2 separate regions of the Homo sapiens genome follow, and region 1 is linked to region 2. The links are chromatin contacts, found by Hi-C in ENCODE. All regions are on one chromosome and are shown on one strand. The core of a region is the stretch at or near the end of the contact, and the rest is flanking DNA. Distances in the headings are between cores, read along the strand shown. Region 1 has its middle 93 kb from the start of LINC02077. Region 2 has its middle 220 kb from the start of LINC02077.

Region 1 (4,416 bases), core at 620-3,119, 320 kb after region 2:
TTAAGGTATTTTCTCCAAAGAGAGCTTGTTCAAATAAATATATATTTCAAGATATGAAAGAAACATGAAATAATTAAAAAGTCTTAAGTGGCAAGTTTCACATCGAAAGAAGACTTGGATATTTTCTATATTCTCCTTGGAGATAGGGAAGAATACACTGACAAAAATTTGAAAGAAACATCTTATGCTCTCATTGCTGGATGGAAAAAGAACCATAAAACTAATATTTTCATATCCTTAAGAAAAAGGAAAAGAAAAGTGGGTTAACAAGAGAATTAGTATTTATCTGTCACGAACTCCAAATAAAGGATTTTATATACTTTCTAATTGATGTACTATCTCATTTCTGTATCCACAGCATTTCTAAGAAAAACTTATGGTCCTCAATATACAGAAAAAGAATTTGTACCTTCTAAATTCATTTGCTTACTAAGGCAAGAATTGGCAGAATTCTGATTTCTGTTATTTCTACTACATAAGCTCCTCCAATGTCTATATCTTCTAGCTGTATCCAGGAAACTCAAATCTTAGTTGTGAGAACTGGTTAACTATAGAAAATACACTTGTGGTTTCTGAAAAGACTATAAATGTAATCTGAGATTCTATTTCATAAAAGCAAGAAAAGGAAAGCAAATAAAACAAAAAGACAGACAACTGAGAATAATAGTGGAAAAATGTACTGTTGGACCATTGTCAGATCAGGAGATTATATTCTATCATATTTTTTCTTTATGATTTATATATATATAAATTAAATATATATGTGATATTAAAACATATCTCAGTAGTTTGGAGATAATTTTCTAAAGAATGAAAGAATTATGGTCTCTGGTATAGCTTCAACACACTTAACTGAACAGACTCTTACATTTGGTATATAAACCTGTGTTATCATCTAGTGGTAAAGTGTTAGAAATACAGACACAGACTCCCTGAATCCCCAGAAGAAGCTAATTCATGAATCCAGAAAATACAGCATATCATACAAACAATGTGGTCTAATTGCATTCAGCTTGGTTCTCAAATATATACAGATAAAGTTGGATCACAGTGGAGCTTGATAAAAGCTTAAGTCTGTGCATTTAATGTTCCGCGGAGGTGCGAATAATGCTACCTTCAGAGCTGGGTGGGAAAAGTTTTATTACTTTTATTTAAATTGTAAACAATAGTTAAGAAATAGCTTTCCTGATTAAGCACTGGAAAACCACAAAGCCTATGAAATATTGATGCCAAAAAACATGCCCAAAAATGAAAGTGGGAAATTAAAAATAATGGACTATTACTTAGATACAAGTGCTATTCTTTCCTAAGAAGAGGAAAACACTGCCAACATGGTATAATAGACTTGGTCTTTCTCCTGGTATTTCCCTAAAATTCTGATGAGAAGGAACACTGATAAGATGCAAAAATATCAGAAGGTACACTGTGGCACATAAGTCCATGAATGCAGTTTCTTTTGGATCAGGAATGAATATAAGAGACTAAGATAGGAAATGGGTACATTATCAATCCTTCCCACACACATTCTTTCAGCACCTGTCATATCAGTCTCTCTATAAGTTACAAGAGCTAAAGCAAATAAGTAAAGATCTAATGGGGGAAGAATTGACATACAATTACAATCCAAAATAAATGGCATGATAAAGACCTGCACAACGTCTGTGAGCAACAAAGAAAGAGTAAAAAACTGAAATTGGGAGCAAAGAGAAGCTTATGAAAGAGGTACTAATTGAACTTGGCATTGAATTATGAGTAAGGACTTAACAGCTATCTGAGATGGAGAAGATCAGAGGCCTAGAAACATTAAAAAAGCTGCTCTGCTTGAAAAACAGTAAGAAGCTTGAAGACGGCAAGCTCATGCGTGATGTTGCAGTAGAAAATCCTGGGCAGTCAGAGAGTCATAGGTGATGTGCAATAGGTGGAATGTGGAAATGACTAACAGAGAAGATATTTAGGGAGCAAGAAGTCCATCTAAAACACAAGCTATTGACTTATTGTACGGTTTGTTTTGATATTTTTGTAATTTTATTTGTCATCAATTTAAAGGGACAAACTTTTAGAAGTTAAACTCCTTGGAAACATTTTGTCTATTTTGGTCAGTGCTTAATTCCTCAATGCTTAGAAAAGTACCTGGCACATAGCAGCAGCTGAATGAATATGTAAATATTTGTAAATGAAAACTTAAAAACATTCAGTAAATATTTATTGAGCCCTTGATGTGTGCTGGCACTGTAACATATATTAGGCATGTTGACCTTTTGCCCAAGAAGATTAAGTTAAAGATAAATTATAACTGGTGACAAACATGCTTTCTCAAATGCCTGGGAAATCTACCAGAAGGGCCCTATTCAATATAGTAGCCAATAACCACATGAGGCTCTTGATCACTTGAAATGTGTCTATTCCAATTTGAGACGTGCCGTAAGTATAAAAGTCACACAAGATTTTGAAAGCTTGGTGCAAACAAAGAGAATAAAAATATCTCAGCAAACTATTTTGTATTGATTGCATGTGGAAATGATAATATTAAATGTACTGTCTTAAATAAAATATCTCATTAAAAGTAATTTACCCCTTTCTTTTTACTATATATGTGGTTGCTAAAAAAATGTAAAATTACATACATACCTTGCTTTATATTTCTACCAGACAGTGCTCTGCTAAAAATCAAGGATTGAACTATTATTCTCAAAGTATGGGTTGAAAAGCCTCTTTACATTTAATTTTCAGACTATATTAATTTTGAATGCTGAGGCTACAGATGAATTTGCTAAACAATTTGAGTGACTTAAGTGAGTTGTACAATTAAGAACAACTGTACTCAATTCTATAGGAAGTAACCTAATTCAATACTTGATGATTCAGGCACAGATATAGAGAACCAATCTTGAGCCTTCACAAAGCTTAAGATTTCTTGCTGACTGGAGGGAAAGTAAGAAACTTTCAATAGCTTTTTCTGCAGGTATTCAGATTTGACCTAGTGCCCCAGTTTATAAATGGAATCAATTTCTTTGTGAAGTTCCACTACTTTCTGGATGCAGGAAAATAGCGCAAGCGCTGAAATGGCAGAATTGGAGAATATGATCTACGCTGCTAGACCTCTCTGTCAGAGCTGTATGATTGTGACCCCGTGTGTGCTTCCTGACGGAAAATGTTTTCCCCTGGGCCAACTCTGCTGCCAGAAATTTCAGAATACTATTTGAGGTGTGTGCATTCATGTGAAATAGCAGTATTGTGAAAATTCAACTTGGAAATTCTATGCATTATGGAACCAGTAATCAAATAGATGAGGAAGAAATGGGGATGCTGGAGCATGGCTAACAGCAGGGTTGGCTGGACAATGTTATTCTGGTCTAGAAAAGTTATGAAGGAGCTTTATCTAGGATGAACAAATAACTGTTTAAAGAGGGTGTAGACTCACTCAAGGCATTTGCAAGAGAGAAGGAATCAGAAATCCAACAAATTGCAATGTAACATGAGAAAAAATATTGGTAGATGATCTAGTTCTTAAAACTCTTCCTGTCAGTGCAAAAATTGAGTTCACACATGGTCAACATTCAATCTGAATTTCAGGCAGGAAATTCACTGTTGGTTCACTGTAGTTATTAATGGTATTTGCCAAATAGTCCCAGTTCTCTCCACTTCCTGACACATAATAGGATTTTATTTCCTGGCAATCTTGTGGTTTGATGGAAACATGTGATTAACTGTATCCAACAATTTGTGTGTATTAGTCCCTTTTGAGAGAGAGCATTTTATTATCAATTCAAGCTTGTCAATACTACGTGGAATCTAAGATCCACAATAAGCTGAGTCACATTGATTACACTACCTTTGACATAATAAGTAGAAGCTAACCAGAATTAGCCTTTCCATCTAACTTATTTATTATAGGGTTATTTGACATAACAAAAATCTATTTAATATAAAAGTTATTCAATATAAAAAGCTACCCAATCAACCAGACTAAAATTTTTCCATCTACACACAAACACATATATTCTTTTGGACTAGAAGTAAGGGGAATACAGGGACTTAACCTGTAGGGTTTATTCCCACAGTCCCTCAACCAGTGGTAAAGTTTCCTGATAGGTATTTATCCTCTCTCTTTCTCTGATAGATGCCTACACTGCCACCATGAATTGAATTCAGTATGAGGGCTCTCATCTGAATGATACCCAGGGTTCTGGGCTTTTTCAAATACTAGGAAAGTGTGGACAGAGCATTCTCATCTGCAGTGGGAGCAAGAGCCATCCATCCAAGAAAGCCCAAGGTTTATATAGCTGTAGTGAGAATTTCCATTTCTGTGATTTTTCCCCTAAAGTTGGTGTTATTTCCTTGCTATGACTAGCTATTGCAAAATAGTTGGTATAATGTGTTGATCTGATATTTAATTCATGTACATCTAGCTTTGTG
Region 2 (4,262 bases), core at 1,694-4,193:
AATCCATGAACATGGAATGTTTTTCCACTTTTTTGTGTCATGTCTGATTTGTTTCAGCAGTGTTTTGTAGTCTTCCTTTGAGAAATCTTTCACTTCTTTGATTAGCTATATTCCTAGGTATTTCATTTTCCTTTTGGCTACTCTAAGTGGGATTATGTTCTTGATTTCACTCTCAGCCTTGATGTTGTTGGTATAGAAATGCTACTGATTTTTGTACATTGATTTATTTCCTTTATTAAAGTCGTTTGTCAGTTCTAGGAGCCTTTTGGCAGGGTCTTCAGGGTTTTCAAGGTATAAAATCATATTATTTCTTTATTTCGCCTGATTGCTTTGGCTGTGACTTCCAGTCCTATGTTAAGTAGGAGTGGTGAGAGTGGGCATCCTTGTCTTTTTCCAATTTCAAGGGGAATGCTTCCAGCTTTTGCCCATTCAGTATGATGTTGGCCGTAGTTTTGTTGTAGATTATTCCTATTATTTTTAGGTATGTTAATTCAATGCCTAGCCTGTTGTGAGTTTCTATTTTGCAGGGATATTGGATTTTATAGAAATATTTTTGTGCATCTACTGATATTATCATAGGTTTTTTGCTTTAAATTTTGCTTAAGTGGTGAATCACATTTATTGATTTGTGTATTTTGAACCAGCCGTGCATCCCAGAAATAAAGCCTACTCGACTGCGTTGTATTAACTCTTTGACGTGCTGCTGGATGCAGTTTGATACTATTTTGTTGAGGATTTTTCTGTCTATGTTCATCAAAGATATTGGCCTGAAGTTTTCTTTTTTGGTTGTGTCTCTGTCACGAAATATGACAGAACGCATGTTTTCTGGTTGTTGTGTGAAGTGTTCTGTGAATGTCTACTAGATCCATCTGGTCAGGTGTTATGTTTAAGTCCAGAGTTTCTTTGTTAGTTTTCTGCCTCACTAATCTTTAATGCTGTCAGTGGGGTGCTGAAGTCTTCCACTATCATTGTGTGGCTAAGTCTTTTTGTAGATCAAGAAGAAGCTGTTTTATGAAATTGCGTAGTCCAATGTTGGGTGCATGTGTATTTAGGATAGTTAAGTTTTCTTGTTGGATTGTACCCTTTATCATTATGTAATGCCCTTCTTTGTTTTCTTAATTGTTAGAGGTTTAAAGTCTGTTTTATCTAACGTAAGAATAGTGACTCCTGCTCTTTTTGTTTTTTTTTTTTTTAGAGGATAGATCTTTTTTTTCAACATTTACTTTGAGCCTCTGAGATCATTACATGTGAGATGGATCTTTTGAAGATAGCAGATAGTTGGGTCTTGTCTTTTATCCAGCTTGCCACTCTATGTCTTTTACACGAAGCCACTTGTCCATTTAAATTCAAACTTAGTTTTAATAAATGAGATATTGATCCTGTCATCATGTTTTTAGCTGGTTGTTATGCAGACTTGGTTGTGTAGTTTCTCAATAGTGTCTGTGAACTATGTGCTTACGTGAGTATTTGTGGCAGCAGGTTTCAAATTTCTTTTGATTCCATGTTTAACAGTCCCTTGAGGACCTCTAGTAAGCCTGGTCTAGTGGAAACAAATTCCCTTAACATTTGCTTGCCTGGAAGGATTTTATTTCTCTTTCACTTATGAAGCTTAGTTTGGCAGGGTATGAAATTCTTCTTTGGGATTTCTTTTCTTTAAGGATGCTGAAAATAGGTCCCCAGTGTCTTCTGGCTTGTAAAGTTTCTGCTGAAAGGTTCACTGCCAGTCTGATGAGGTTCCCTTTGTACATCACCTGATCCTTCTCTAGCTGCCTTTAAGAGTTTTTCTTTGCATTGATCTCGGTGAATCTGATGACTATGTGTTTTGGGGATGGTCATCTTCTACAGTATCTAGGAGGGGTTCTCTATATTTCTTGAATTTACCCCTCAATCTCTCCTATGAGATTAGGGAGATTTTTTTTTGGGTGGACTGTATCCTAAAATATATTTTCCAAGTTATTCTCTCTCCTTCTTTTTCAGGGATGCTAGTGAGTCACAAAATTGGTATCTTAATATAATCCCATATTTATTGGAGATTTTGTTCATTTTGTAAAAAAAATTTATCTTTGTCTGCTTGAGTTGATTTGAGCTTCTGGTTGGTCTTTGAGCTTTAAGATTCTTTCCTTGGATTGGTCTATTCTGCTGTTAATACTTCTGATTTTATTCTGAAATTCTTGTAGTGAGTATTTCAGCTCAAGAAGTTTAGTTTGGGTCTTTCTTAAAACGACTATTTTGTTTTTCAACTCTTGAATTGTTTTATTGGATTGCTTGCCTTCCTTGGATTGGGTTTCAACTTTCTTCTAGATCTTGTTGAGCTTCCTTGCCATCCAGATTCTGAATTCCATGTCTGCCATTTCAGTAATTTCAGACTAAGAACCCACTGCTGCGGAGCTAGTGGGCTCATTTTTGAGGTAAGGGGATACTCTGGCATTTTGAATTGCCAGAGTTCTTGTGCTGATTTTTTCTCTTCTGTAGGGGGTGGGGGGGATTGTTTCCTTTAACTGTGGCACAAACTGAGTATAGTCAGCTAGTTTCATTCTGGAAGTTTTCAAAGAAATATTGTTTCTTTGCATGCTGTTACATTCTTGCTTTTGGTTTTGCAGGAGAGTGAATTAGCAATTTTTTTTTTATGCCATAGGTTGGGCTGTGATCCACTAGATGATGCCTGAGAGCAATGGACAGTAAATAGGCTCTTACTCAGCCATGTGGCTCCTTTGTGTATCCTCATCTTTGCAGCTGTGCTTTGTGGTGTGAAGTGGAGAGAGGTGACTCCTCCATTACTTCCACTCCTGGGCCTTGGGGGAGCTACCTCTGATCACTAACATTGTGCCCATGTTTTGTTGTTTTTGTTGTTAGGTGTTTTAGGCCATGCGACTCCCTCAGACAGTGGTTCAGCTGGGAGAGATTGGCCACACGCTTACCAGAACAGCCCTGTGGAGAGAGGCATGCCCAGTTCCCACACCAGCCCATGAACCTGTGTGACTCACTCCTCTCAGTTTTCTGAGAATGTGAGTTTCTCCACTCAAGTGCTGGGAACAGATCCTGGTTTGGCACTCCAGAGATATGAGTCACAGCCTTGGGGCACCAGGATCTGCTCATGGCTTCCTCCTCTGAACTCTCAGAGTTGGGTTCCAGGTGCATGGGAGATCTGAGGGGCTTCCAGGCTGCTGGAATGCACTGAGGTGGAGCCAAACACCCAGGCTGGGCAGCAGAGGCTGCACTGTGTACACACACCTGTGAGGCAGCCAGCCAGGAGCACTGGGAGGGGCTGGCAGGCAGGCCTGCAAGACAGATGTGCCCTAGTCCTGTGGGTAATTTGGCCCTGCTTTCTCCTGTTCTGGTGGTGAGCTAGGGCCAGAGCCTCTCAGAGGGAGATGGGCAGCCATGGAGGTTGGGCGTCTATGGCCAGGCTCCATCAGAGCTATCCTGTGCACAAAAGTCCCTGGCTCCATGCCTACTCAAGCCCATCTCCGTGTAATCTCTGGGGAGATCCTCCTTCAAGCTCAAACGTTTTTTGAGGGAGTGGCATCCCCTGTAGCTAAGATCCCAGAGGTTTATATCAAGAGTCAGTTACCTGGTCCCTACACTCATTCTTTCCCCAGGGGCTGTTCAGGGCTGGGAGCAAGCCCTAGTGTTCAGGCACCTCACACAGAGTTACCAGCTTCCTCTCTCTTCAGCTTCAGCATCTGCATCTCCATCCACGTTTGGTGTTTTCTCTCTGAAGATCTGTTCAAATTACATTGGTTTAGTTGAAATCCTGGTTTGTCTAAGTGGGAGTGGCACTTCCCAGCTGTGTCTGGTTGCCTATCTTGAAACTCCCCCATATGAATTTTAGAATAGTTTTATTTAATTCTTTGAAAAATGATGTTGGCAGTTTGACAGAAATAGCATCGAATCTGTCGGTTACATTGGGCAGTATGGCTATTTTAATAATATTGGTTCTTCCAATCCATGAGCATGGAATGTTTTTCCATTTGTTTGTGTCATGTCTTATTTCTTTCAGTAGTGTTTTGCAGTTCTCTTTGGAAAGATCTTTTACCTCTTGGGTTAGATGTATTCCTATGTATTTTACTTTTTTCCTGGTTATTTTAAGTGGGATTGTTTCTTTGATTTGGCTTACAGCCTGAACATTATTGGTGAATAGAAATGCTACAGATTTTGTATATTGATTTTGTATTTGAAACTTTACTGAAGTCTTCTTTATCAGCTCACAGAGCCTTTTGGTGGAGCCTTTAGCGTTTTCTAGGTATAAATCATATTGTCGG

What was found. Hi-C counts contacts between places; a loop is a spot of excess contacts on that map. Pooled maps may share reads with other maps.
Region 1: a loop to region 2 is called in a map of PC-3, with 7 times the contacts of the local background. The contact joins two enhancer-like sites. A Hi-C loop is called at or near these places in 4 of 168 maps with a recorded cell type or tissue (Calu3, PC-3, PC-9 and 1 more) and 3 of 50 pooled maps.

The regions. Positions count from the first base shown.
Region 1 is chr3:78,139,567-78,143,982 of GRCh38, forward strand. No RefSeq gene overlaps it. Among named protein-coding and RNA genes, the nearest start is that of LINC02077, 93 kb to the left of the region's middle. Within about 2 kb of position 1,870, at least 3 of the 41 ENCODE cell types and tissues checked have a DNase peak (open chromatin) inside an H3K27ac peak, as active enhancers do; they include PC-3 and mammary epithelial cell, where a contact is called at or near this core.
Region 2 is chr3:77,822,493-77,826,754 of GRCh38, forward strand. No RefSeq gene overlaps it. Among named protein-coding and RNA genes, the nearest start is that of LINC02077, 220 kb to the right of the region's middle. Within about 2 kb of position 2,944, at least 6 of the 41 ENCODE cell types and tissues checked have a DNase peak (open chromatin) inside an H3K27ac peak, as active enhancers do; they include PC-3 and mammary epithelial cell, where a contact is called at or near this core.